Linked DNA regions of Homo sapiens: all the other regions are linked to region 1. Evidence: read pairs that join two places in POLR2A ChIA-PET (ENCODE). Cell type or tissue: OCI-LY7. All regions are shown on one strand. Region 1 overlaps TMED8 (transmembrane p24 trafficking protein family member 8). Region 2 overlaps NOXRED1 (NADP dependent oxidoreductase domain containing 1). Region 3 overlaps SNW1 (SNW domain containing 1).

What was found. Peaks named below come from ENCODE experiments on the same cell type or tissue, not always from the same donor. Only the 100,000 strongest peaks of a DNase experiment are listed, where the experiment ranks them.
Region 2: POLR2A ChIA-PET joins it to region 1 with 9 read pairs; 6 of 35 experiments call an interaction of 5 or more read pairs at or near these places.
Region 3: POLR2A ChIA-PET joins it to region 1 with 5 read pairs; 2 of 35 experiments call an interaction of 5 or more read pairs at or near these places.

The regions. Positions count from the first base shown.
Region 1 is chr14:77,359,236-77,363,235 of GRCh38, forward strand. The region is part of intron 1 of TMED8 (transmembrane p24 trafficking protein family member 8); the gene reads right to left. It also overlaps the pseudogene LOC100422225. Among named protein-coding and RNA genes, the nearest start is that of TMED8, 16 kb to the right of the region's middle. In OCI-LY7, no CTCF peak of the experiment used is centred here; a DNase peak (open chromatin) is centred at 1,636.
Region 2 is chr14:77,410,981-77,414,980 of GRCh38, forward strand. NOXRED1 (NADP dependent oxidoreductase domain containing 1) reads right to left here. Exons shown (of 6, transcript NM_001113475.3): 2 at 2,954-3,147. Among named protein-coding and RNA genes, the nearest start is that of NOXRED1, 11 kb to the right of the region's middle. In OCI-LY7, no CTCF peak of the experiment used is centred here; no DNase peak of the experiment used is centred here.
Region 3 is chr14:77,740,742-77,744,741 of GRCh38, forward strand. The region is part of intron 3 of SNW1 (SNW domain containing 1); the gene reads right to left. Among named protein-coding and RNA genes, the nearest start is that of SLIRP-OT1, 18 kb to the right of the region's middle. In OCI-LY7, no CTCF peak of the experiment used is centred here; no DNase peak of the experiment used is centred here.

The DNA.
Region 1 (4,000 bases):
ACAGCCTAGAAGAGCTTTCAAGTTGGTGAATTTATCCACATTCAGTGGTGCAACCCAACTCCATGCAGACGGAAGCTCCTGCACTCAGGACCCTTCCAGGCCTCGCCCTATTTACCTCTTCATCTGGCTGTTTATCCTTTATAATAAACACTGGTTTATTATATAAAAACAGGCAGAAATTCTCCAGATGTCTCCCAGTAATGTCCAAGTTTTTATCCCAGTGTCACAAAGAAATACCAATGATGAAACAACATGACCTACCCAGGACAACCTACAACGACCTGAAGACATTTACTGGGGAGCTGTGTTGTTTTCATAATATCTGCTATCGAGTAAAACTGAAGAGTGGCTTTCTACTTGATCAAAAAACAGTTTAAAAAGAAATATTAATGAATATCAAAGGAGTAATGAAACCTGGCCTCAACGCCATTCTGGTACACACAGGTGGAGGCAAACCATGGTTGTTAGATGTCTGAGCTGCAAAGAAAAGATCCACATGATTATCTGGAGATGTTTTGATAAATGGAGTACCTCAATCTGCCAATTTCAAATGTAATTCACATTCTGTGGTACAGGATGATATCATCATGGGCACTCTGACAGTGAGAAAAAATTTACAGTTCTCAGCAGCTCTTTGGCTTTCAACAACTATGACAAATAATAGAAAAAAAAATTGAATGAATTAACATGGTCATTCAAGAGTTAGGTCCAGAAAAAGTGGCATTCCAAGATTGGAACTCCATTCATGGTGTGTCTGGAAAAGATTACACAGATCTTCCTCATTACTTTAAATTTTTAAATTGTATATGTTTAAGGTGTACAACATAATGTTTTGATATACATATAGATGGTGAAATGGTTACCATATCAAGCAAATCAACAAATCCATCATCCCACAGCTATCCTCTCTTTTTGTGATGTTGAACATCTTTTTATATACCTGTTGGCCATTGTATGTGGCAAAAGCACCTAAAATTTCCTTTTAGTAAAATTCCCAAGCAAAATATTATTAACCATAGTTCTCATATTGTACATTAGATCTCTAGACTTGTTCATCCTATGTATCTCTACTTTGTATCCTTTGACCTACACCTCCCCCTTTCCTCTACCATCACCACCACCACCACCACCTCTAGTAACCACTATTTTATCCTGTTTCTGTGTACTTGACTTTTTTTTTTTTAGATTACATATATAAGAGAGATCGAGCAGTATTTTTCTTTTTGTGTCTGGCTTATTTTACTTAATATAATGTCATCCAGGCTCATCCATGTGTGGTAAATGGCAAGATCTCCTTCTTTTATAAGGCTAAATAATATTCCTCTGTGTGTATGTATGCACACCACAGCTTCTTTATTCATTTGTCTGTCAACGGACACATAGATTGTTTTCATATCTTGGCTATTGTGAATAATGCGACAATGAACAGGTATCTGAGGCGGTGATTTCACTTCCTTTGGGTATATATTCAGAATGGGGGTTACTGGGTCATGTGGTAGTTCTACTTTTATTTAGGAATTTCCATACTATTTTTCACAATGGCTGCATCATCTACATTTGTACCAACAGTTGTTATCTCTTACCAAAGAGAAGTCATCCTAACAGGCATGAGGTGATATATCTCATTGTGGTTTTAATTTGCATTTCCCTTGTGACTACTGATGTTGAACATCTTTTCATGTACCTGTTGGCCATTTTTACGTCTTCTTTGGAAAAACACCCATTCAGATCCTTTGCCTTTTTTTTTTTTTTTTTTTTTCAGACAGAGTCTCACTCTGTCACCCAGGCTGGAGTGCAGTGACACAATCTCGGCTCACTGCAACAACCTCTGTCTCCCAGGTTCAAGTGATTCTCCTGCCTCAGGCTCCCAGGTAGCTGGGATTACAGGTGCATGCCACCATGCCCAGCTAATTTTTTTGTATTTTCAGTAGAGACAGGGTTTCACCATGTTGACCAGGCTGGTCTCAAACTTCTGACTTCAAGTGATCTGCCCACCTTGGCCTCCCAAAGTGCTGGGATTACAGGCATGAGCCACCACGCCCGGCCCATTTCCATTCTTTTGCATGTGGAAATCCAGTTTTCCCAGAACCATTTATTGAAGAGACTATCTTTTCCCCACTGTGTCCTCTTAGTGCCTTTGTCAAAAATTAGTTGGTCATATATGCTTGGGTTTGTTTCTAGGCTCTCAATTCTGATCTGCTGTTTTTATACTAGCACCATACTGTTTTAATTACTATAGCTTTTAATAGAATTTGAAATCAGAAAGTGTGATGCCTCAATGTTTTCTTTCTTAGGATTGCTTGTATATTCAGGGTATTTGTGGTTACATACAAATTTTAGAATTGTTTTTTCTACTTCTGTGAAGAATGTCATTAGAATTTGGATTGGGATTGTGTTAAATCTGCATATTGTTTTGGGTAGTATGAACATTTGAACAATATTAATTTTTCCAAATCATGAACACAGGATAGATCTTCCCATATGTTTGTGTCTTCTTAATTTCTTTCATCAGTGTTTTATAGTCTTAAGTGTCCAGATCTTTCTGGTTAAGTTTATTCATAAGTATTTTTTTTCTTGAGACAGGGTCTCTGTAAGCCATGCTGGAGTGCAGTGGCACAATCACAGCTCACTGCAGCCTCGACCTCCATGGCTCAAGCAATCCTCCCACCTCAGCCTCCCGAGTAGCTGACACAACAGGCATGGGCTACCACGCTAGGCTAATTTATTAAGTATTCTTTATGCTACTGTAAATTGGGATTATTTTCTTGATTTTTTGGATAGGTTGTTACTGTGTACAGAAATGCAACTGATTTTTGTGCACTGATTTTTTATCCTGCAACTTTATTGATATCATTTATTAATTCTAAGTTTTTTTTGTAGAGTTTTTGGGGTTATTTACATATAAGATCATGTCATCTGCAAATGGACATAACTTCTACCATTCAGCTAATTGTATGCCTTTTTTTTTTCTTGTCTGCTTGCTCTTGCTAGCACTTCCATTACTATGTTGAATAGAAGTGATGAGAGTGGTCATCCTTGCCTTGTGCCAGATCATAGAGAAAAAGTTTTCATTTTTCCACACTGATTATGACACTGGCTTTGGGTTTTTCATAAGCAGTCTTTATTACGTTGAGTAAATTTCTTTCTACATCTAAAGTTGTTGCCAGTTTAAAATAAGCTATTCTAACTACAATTTATTCTACATAAGCCTCATGGTAACCACAAAGCAAAAAACCACCCCAGATAAACAAATAATAAAGAGAAAGGAATCAAAGCTCAGCATTATAGAAAATCACCAAATCACAAAGGAAAACAAGAGTAAGAAAGGAACAAGGGCTCTACAAAACAACCAGAAAACAATTAACAAAATAGCAGAAGTAAGTCCTTCCCTATCAATAATAAGCTTGAATGTAAATGGATTAAGTTCTCCAATTAGAAGACACCGAGTGGGTGAATGGATTAAAAAAAACTAAGATCCAACCTATATGCTGCCCACAAGAGACTCATTTTAGCTTTAAGAACACATACAGGCTGAAAGTGGAAGAATTGAAAAAGATATTCCATGTAAACAGTAACCAAGAAAGAGCAGAGGTGGCTGTACTTAGACAAAATAAAGTCTAAAAACTGTCACACGAAACAAAGAAGGCCATTATTTGATGATAAATGGGTCAAGCCATCAAGAGGACATAACAATTATAAATACATATGCACTCAACATCAGAGCACCTAAAGGTATAAACCAAATTTTAATAGACATGAAGGGGGAAAATAGATAGCAATATAAGAATAGTAGGGGACCTCAATATCCCATTTTCAACAATGGATACATCAACTAGACAGAAAAGTAATAAGGAAATACTAGGCTTGAACTACACTTAGGACCAAATGGGCCCAATTTTCCATACAACAGTAGCAGAATACACATTCTTCTCCATTGCATATGTAACATTCTCCAGAATAGATCAGATGTTAGGCCACAAAACAAGTCTTAACAAATTTA
Region 2 (4,000 bases), 52 kb after region 1:
CTGCCACATATTTACCCAAGAAAAATGAAAGTAGTTGCCTACATGAACACTTATATACATGTATTCATGGCAGCTTTATTTGTAATAGCCAGAAACTGCAAACAGCCTAAGTCAACCAAATAAATAAACTGTGGAATAATCATGCAGGGAAATACTACTCAGAAATAAAAAAGGATATTGATACATTAAAAACGTGGATATATTTCAGCTGGGCATGGTGGCTCACGCTTGTAATCCCAGCACTTTGGGAGGCTGAGGTGGGAGGATCACTTGAGGTCAGGAGTTGGAGACCAGCCTGGCCAACATGATGAAACACCATCTCTATTAAAAATACAAAAAATTAGCTGGGCATGGTGGTGAGCGCATGTAATCCCAACTACTTGGGAGGCTGGGGCAGGAGAATCGCTTGAACCCGGGAGGCTGAGGTTGCCGTGAGCCGAGATCACACCACTGTACTCCAGCCTGGGTGACAGAGTGAGACTCTGTCTCAAAAAAAAAAAAAAAAAAAAAACTTGGATATATTTCAAACAAATTATGCAGTGTGAAAGAAGTTAGACTAAAAAAACACTACAAACTGTATGATTCCATTTAGATAAAATTCTAGAAAATGCACACTAATCTATGGTGACAGAAATCAGATTGTTGGTTTCATGGGTGGAGAGCTTCAGGGAAGTGGACAGAAAGGGATTACCAAAGACAAGTGGCAACTTTTGGGGGTGATGGGATACGTTCATTACCTTGTGATGGTTTCACAGTTGTATACGTGTCAAAACATCAAATTGTACTCTTTTAACTGTGTGCCATTTATTGTATAGAAATAATATTTTAGGGGCAGGTGCAGTGGCTCACGCCTGTAATCCCGGCACTTTGGGAGGCCGAGGCAGGCAGATCACCTGAGGTCAGGAGTACAAGACCAGCCTGGCTAACATGGTGAAACCCCGTCTCTACTAAAAATGCAAAAAAATTTAGCTGGGTGTGGTGGCGTATGCCTGTAATTCCAGCTACTCAGGAGGCTGAGGCGGGAGAATCGCTTGAACCCGGGAGGCAGAGGTTGCAGTGAGCCGAGATCGTGCTCTCCACGATCTGCACTCCAGCCTAGGTGACAGAGCAAGACTCAGTCTAAAAAAAAAAAAAAAAAAAAAAAAAATTTAATAAAGCTGTACCAATTCTTTGGCCTAATAACTTTATTTGGAAAATTATGTACAAGGAAGTTCAACTAAATAAGGCATAGTTACATAAATTATGGTACATCCATACTTTGGGATATTATACAACCTTAAAATCTATTTTTTTACATTAATCTCTTACTAATATAATTAAAATTTTAAATCCTGAGATGAAAACAGAGAAAGGAAGAATAGTGTAGGGTGTCTAGTGGTCTTAGCCACTGCTGGGCACAACTACATAGTCTGTGCATCCAAACACCAGGTACAGCAAGCACACCCTGCTAGGGAGATGCAAGAGACTGTGCTCAAAGCCTGCTGGGGTAACCTTCTACTGTGGGAAAGTGGAGGGGCTTAACATCATTATTTCTTATTGATTGATTAATTGAGACAGAGTCTTACTCCGTTGCTGAGGCTGGAGTGCAATGATGTGATCTCACCTCACTGCAAGCTCCGCCTCCTGGGTTCAAGTGATTTGCCTGCCTCAGCCGCCTGAGTAGCTGGGACTACAGGAACCCACCACTACACCTGGCTAATTTTTGTATTTTTAGTAGAGACTGGGTTTCACCATGTTGGCCAGGCTGGTCTCAAACTCCTGACCTCAGGTGATCTGCCCACCTCGGCCTCCCAAAGTACTGGGATTACAGGTGTGGGCAAATCATTATTTCAAAAAATGTTAAACGATACGAGAATATGCTCATGATACATTATGTAAAAAAAAACAGAATACAAACAACTGTATACAGTGTCGATTACTGATATAATTAGAGAAAAAAAAAACACGGGAAGGAAATAACCCGAGTAGATTATAGGTAGTTGTATCCTTCCTTGTAGACAAATTTTCTACAATATGCATATTATTTTACATTTTTTATTATTGAAGTATAATTTACATATAATGCAAAACACAGATATGAAGTGTACAGTTTGATCAGTTTTGACAAAAGCATACACCCATTTAACCCATACCTCTCTCTCAAGATATAAAACATTTTCATCTCCCCAGAAAAAGTTGCTTTGGGACTTTCTCAGTCTATCTCCCCAGAAGAAATCATTGTTCTGATTTCTATCACCATAAATGGAATCATTACAAAACTTTTTTTTTTTTTTTTTTGAGACGGAGTCTTACTCTATCTCCAGGCTGGAGTGCAGTGGTGTGATCTCAGCTCACTGCAACCTCTGCCTCCTGGGTTCAAGCAATTCTCCTGCGTCAGCCTCCTGAGTAGCTGGGACTACAGGCACGCACCATCATGCCCAGCTAATTTTTGTATTTTTAATAGAGACAGGGTTTCACTATGTTGGCCAGGATGGTCTCAATCTCTTGACCTCGTCATCTGCCCGCCTTGGCCTCCCAAAGTGCTGTGATTACAGGCGTGAGCCACCGCGCCCGACCACAAAACATTTTTTTAAAGTCAGTAAATGTCATTTTTAAAAATATAAGGCCAACTGCAAATGCCTGGAACTGTTTAACACCCAACCAGACCCTAACTGATTCAGTTAGAAGATCTGAACTCTGTATGGAAAGCTTCCCTGTATCAAAGATCTGGAAAGATACTTCACCACCAAGGGCACAGGGAGGAGACATGGATATAAAACACATACATGGAGAAAAAAAGTCGCTTTAAAGAACAGGAGAAAAGGCCATGCTTCTAACCTTTCTTAGGGCTAGCAAGCTGAGAACTCCACACGCTGTATGCAAGGATTCCTCTTTGGAGGACCCTTTCAAAATGGCTTTGTTGACACCTACACAGCACAACCAAGCCCCCTTTCTACCACACACTGCTCCTCACCCAGAGTCTCTGGCCTCCGAGTGGAGATCCGCAGGCTTTCAGCAGGGATGGGGCCAAGCTGCAGCAGTGTGCCAGCCAGCTGCTTCCCAAGGTGGCCACCTCCAATGATGCCCACCTTAAACTCTTCAGGAGTGGCTGAATTAAGGGAGCCAATTGAGAGATGTCTGGAACTTTGATTCTTATTTAATGATGCTCTGGAGAATGAACACACAGACACGTACATAAATACATGCACACACTAGTTTTTCTTTTTTTTTTTTTTTTTTGAGACAGAGTCTTGCTTTGTCGCCCAGGTTAGAGTGCAATGGGGTGATCTTGACTCACCGCAAGCTCCGCCTCCCAGGTTCACGCCATTCTCCTGCCTGTCTCCCGAGTAGCTGGGACTACAGGTGCCTGCCACCACTCCCGGCTAATTTTTTGTATTTTTAGTAGAAACAGGGTTTCACTGTATTAGCCAGGATGGTCTCCATCTCCTGACCTCGTGATCCACCCGTGTTGGCCTCCCAAAGTGCTGGGATTACAGGCGAGAGCCACCGCACCCGGCCTAGTTCTTCTTAACTGTCATTCTCTGACATTTTCTGCTTTGTCATTTAAGGTGCTTGGTGGCACCTTAAGTACTTCGGAGATAAGACATTTCAACTGTGTGTCATTTATCCAGCCTCACTAGGGAATGAAATGTTCCTCCTGAGTTAATTTTCCAGAAACAAAAGTATAACCCTTTTCAAGGGACCAAAATTTAAAATGTTTTAAATGAACATACTTTGTTACATGTATTATGCTTGCCTGGTTAAACAGTCTGAATATTTAATCATTTCACTGGCTCAGGACACCACTGTGAACAGCCACTATTATACAGCATACTGTAATGTCTATAACACATTGTGGGCCAGTCCCCTCATGTTTTGTTTGTTTCTGTGCAGACAGCTTTCAATTTTTTTTTTTATTGTGGTTAAAAAACACATGCTGGGTACGGTGGCTCACATCTATAATCCCAGCACTTTGAGAGGCCAAGGCAGGCAGATCACTTGAGCTCAGGAGTTTGAGACC
Region 3 (4,000 bases), 380 kb after region 1:
AGACTGTTCACAGCATGAAATTATCTACTTTACATGGTTATTATCTGTCTCCCGTATTAAAACAATAAAAACGGGGAGGGCACGGTGGCTCACGCCTGTAATCCCAGCACTTTGGGAGGCCGAGGTGGGTGGATCACCTGAGGTCAGGATTTCAAGACCAGCCTGACCAACATGGTGAAACCCCGTCTCTCCCAAAAACAGAAAAATTAACCAGGCATGGTGGTGGGTGCCTGTAATCTCAGCTACATGAGACGCTGAGGCAGGAGAATCGCTTGAACCCAGGAGACGGAGGTGACAGTGAGCCGAGATCATGCCATTGCACTCCAGCCTGAGCAACAAGAGTGAAACTGTCTCCAAAAAAAAAAAAAAAAAAAAAAGTGTCTCCTGTGCTTTATAATAATGACTGGAGATATTTGATCAATATTTTTTGTACAAATGAATAAATAAATGAATTTTAGAGATATTCTGTTACATGCTAAAGGTGTTTATAGGCCATGAACAGTGACTCACGCCTGTAATCACAGCATTTTGGAAGGCCAAGGTTGGAGGATAGCTTGAGCCCAGGAATTCGAGACCAGCCAGGGCAACATGGCAAGACCTATCTCTATTTTAAAGAATGGATGGATGAATGAATAAATAAATAAGTTTATATTTTAGGCCGTACAGAACTTTCTATAAGCTACTGATTTCCCAGAAAAAACTATCTCATGGCTATACACTAAAATCTCCAGCTTGTTTTTCTCAGGAGTGAGAAGAGGGATCAGGTAAGAAAGCCTAAGATGATTTAGCACAAAACACGTACTACTGATATGTGAGTTATTAGTGTCACCATACTCTAAGAGTGTTGATTTTGGAAGGGACCATAAAGCTCACTCTACTGAAAAGAGTGAGGTTCAGTACATTAAGATCATACAGCTACTATCTGACCTCAAAAGTCTTATTTCCTCTCAGCATGGAAAAACCTATACAACCCTAAGCTGAAAATTATATAACAACACAAGAAAAAAATACCAATTCTATGAAGAGTTAATCATGAGGAGTTTATCACTTCTCCATAGCAACGGTTATAAGGAAAGGATTCTAAGTAAATGGCTCCCTGGTAGTCATGTATGTTCAACATAAAGTGTCAATACTAATTTAGCATACAAGAGTCATTTGCTGCTCCTTATTTGGGCATTCCAAAGTTAATAACCCTTCAAATGAGCATCAATAAGATTCTAGTATCTCACAAGGCTGAGTGAAGGACATCTGAAGAGCAAGATTCCTCCATAGTAATTAATTATAAAACCCCCCATTTTTTTTTTTTTGAGACGAAGTCTTGCTCTTGTTGCCCAAGCTGGAGTGCAATGGCGTGATCTCAGCTCATAGCAACCTCCGCCTCCCGGGTTAAAACCATTCTCCTGCCTCAGCCTCCCTCCCAAGTTGCTGGGATTACAGGCGCATGACACCACGTCCAGCTAATTTTTGTATTTTTATTAGAGATGGGGTTTCACCATGTTGGCCAGGCTGGTCTCGATCTCCTGACCTCAGGCGATCCACCCGCCTCGGCCTCCCAAAGTGCTGGGATTACAGGCGTGAGCCACAGCACCTGGCCAAAACCCCAAATTTTTATAGTCTGAGAATTAAATGTGCTGAGGAAACTGAGTACCAGGAGGCAAATGGGCTGGGGAGCGTTTTCTGAAAAATACAATATACTCTTGAAAGTATCAGAAGCACAAATAAGCTTTGTCAACAAGATAAAGTAGTAACTCATCTGTGAAACAGATATTTTATTACAGAAAACTGGCAAAGAACTAGACTGACTAAAAGGATAAGCCTGTCAAAACATTCACTATGTGAGGTAGAAAGAAAACGCTAATCTAGCTTAGCTAGTGTGTGAAATCATACAAACAAGATAACATATAATTTATCATGGGGTCAGTTTAAAGTTGTTACGGTTTTTTAGGGGTAATACGTTGAAGGCATTCTTTTGGGTATAGTACGTGTGTAACATTTCGTTTCTTTAAGAGATAGGGTTTCATTATATTGCCCAGGCTAGTCTCAAACTCCTGGCCTCAAATGATCCTCCCACCTCAACCTTCCCAAAGTGCTGGGATTACAGGCATGAGCCAATGCACTTGGCCTGTATGTAGTATTTCTTACATAACTATTTCAGAGGGAAAAATACATACACCAAGCCCTTTATTTCAAGATTTATCACTTGGCTGGGTGTGGTGGCTCATGCCTGTAATCCCAGCACTTTAGGAGGCCGAGGTGGGTGGATCACCTGAGGTTGGGAGTTGGAGACTAGCCTGACCAACACGGAGAAACACTGTCTCTACCAAAAATACAAAATTAGTCAGGCGTGGTGGCACATGCCTGTAATCCCAGCTACTCAGGAGGCTGAGGCAGGAGAATCACTTGAACCCGGGAGGCAGAGGTTGCGGTGAGCTGAGATCGTGCCATTGCACCCCAGCCTGGGCAACAAGAGCAAAACTCCGTTTCAAAAAAAAAAAAAGATTTATCACTTTCATAATTAGGAAAAAAAAAGCATTTGGTTGTATCAAGATTTACACTAAAAAAAACTTTTTCATCCCCAATTTTGTATGACTAATAAGTCGTATACACAGTACTTACTTCACATGTAGAGAATTGCCTTAGACTTGTCCTAGAATATTACGTCTTAGAATCCTCACTGATTCTTCTCACCTCTTATACCTAACACCTAGTATTTTCCATTCTTACTCATTCACTATTAATATTTCAGTGAGAACTCCCTCGTTTCTGAAGAATACCAGACCTCTCGGAAGCAAATCAGAAATCTTAGTCCAAATTCATAAATCCAATAACCTGTTCAGTCTCTGGAATAACAAATTTTTTAAATCCTATTTTATATATTATGCAGTCCATTTCTATTTCTTCTAAAACAGGAAAATCAGTGATTGTCAAACAGGGCATCACTGCCACCTCTAACTCCTCTCTCCCAGTGCCTTTGTAAATGTGTGAGGTGTTTCTAGTTAAGACAATGGGGGTAGGATGGGGACGCTACTGGGATTTATAGGTAGTGCCACTTATGCTAAACATTGTACAATGCTGAAGATGGTCCTAAACAATCAAAGTGCTCCCCCAGTGCCAATGGCACATAATAGTTACTTGATTAATGTTGAATTACTCAATGCATTCCAAACTTCATGCATGAATCTATCCACTTCTAGAAAACAAACAAACAAAAAGATATAAACCTGAGAGTGGTCCCAGTTTGGGGTTTGTTTCTAGTGGCTGCATTACAGACAAAAGCAACGATCTGGCCGGGTGTAGTCGCTCATGCCTGTAATCCCATCACTTTGGGAGGTTGCAGTGAGCCAAGATCGTGCCACTGCATTTCAGCCTGGGTGACAGAGTGAGACTCCATCTCAAAAAAAAAAAAAAAGAAAAAAAGAAAATAGCATAGGCTGGGCACAGCGACTCACGCCTATAATCCCAGCACTTTGGGAAGCTGAGGAGGATGGATCATTTGAGGTCAGGAGTTTAAGACCAGCCTGGCCAACATGGTGAAACCCTGTTTCTACTAAAAATACAAAAAAATTAGCTGGGCATGGTGGTGTGCGCCTGTAATCCCAGCTACGTGGGATGGTGAGGCAGAAGAATCACTTAAACCTGGGAGGCAGAGGTTGCAGTGAGCCAAGATTGCACTCCAGCCTGGGCAACAGAGCAAGTCTCCATCTCAAAAAAAAAAAAAAAAAAAAGAAAAGTAAAGAAAAGAAAAGAAAAAAAAGAGAAAAAACAAGGAACAATGCTTTGGAGACCTTATTTGGCCAAGATACTAAACTCCAAAAATAGATAGTTCAGTCTGAACAGTTCTACTCTATTTTGAATACAAAATAATCACCAATACAGACAGTGATTTAAACATCATTCCCTAGAAATCAGATAAAACTCCTGCTTTCCAGTCTTGAAATATAATGCAAAACGGACCAAAGCTGTATTTCATTCAAAATAACACAACCTGCCAATGCCAAAT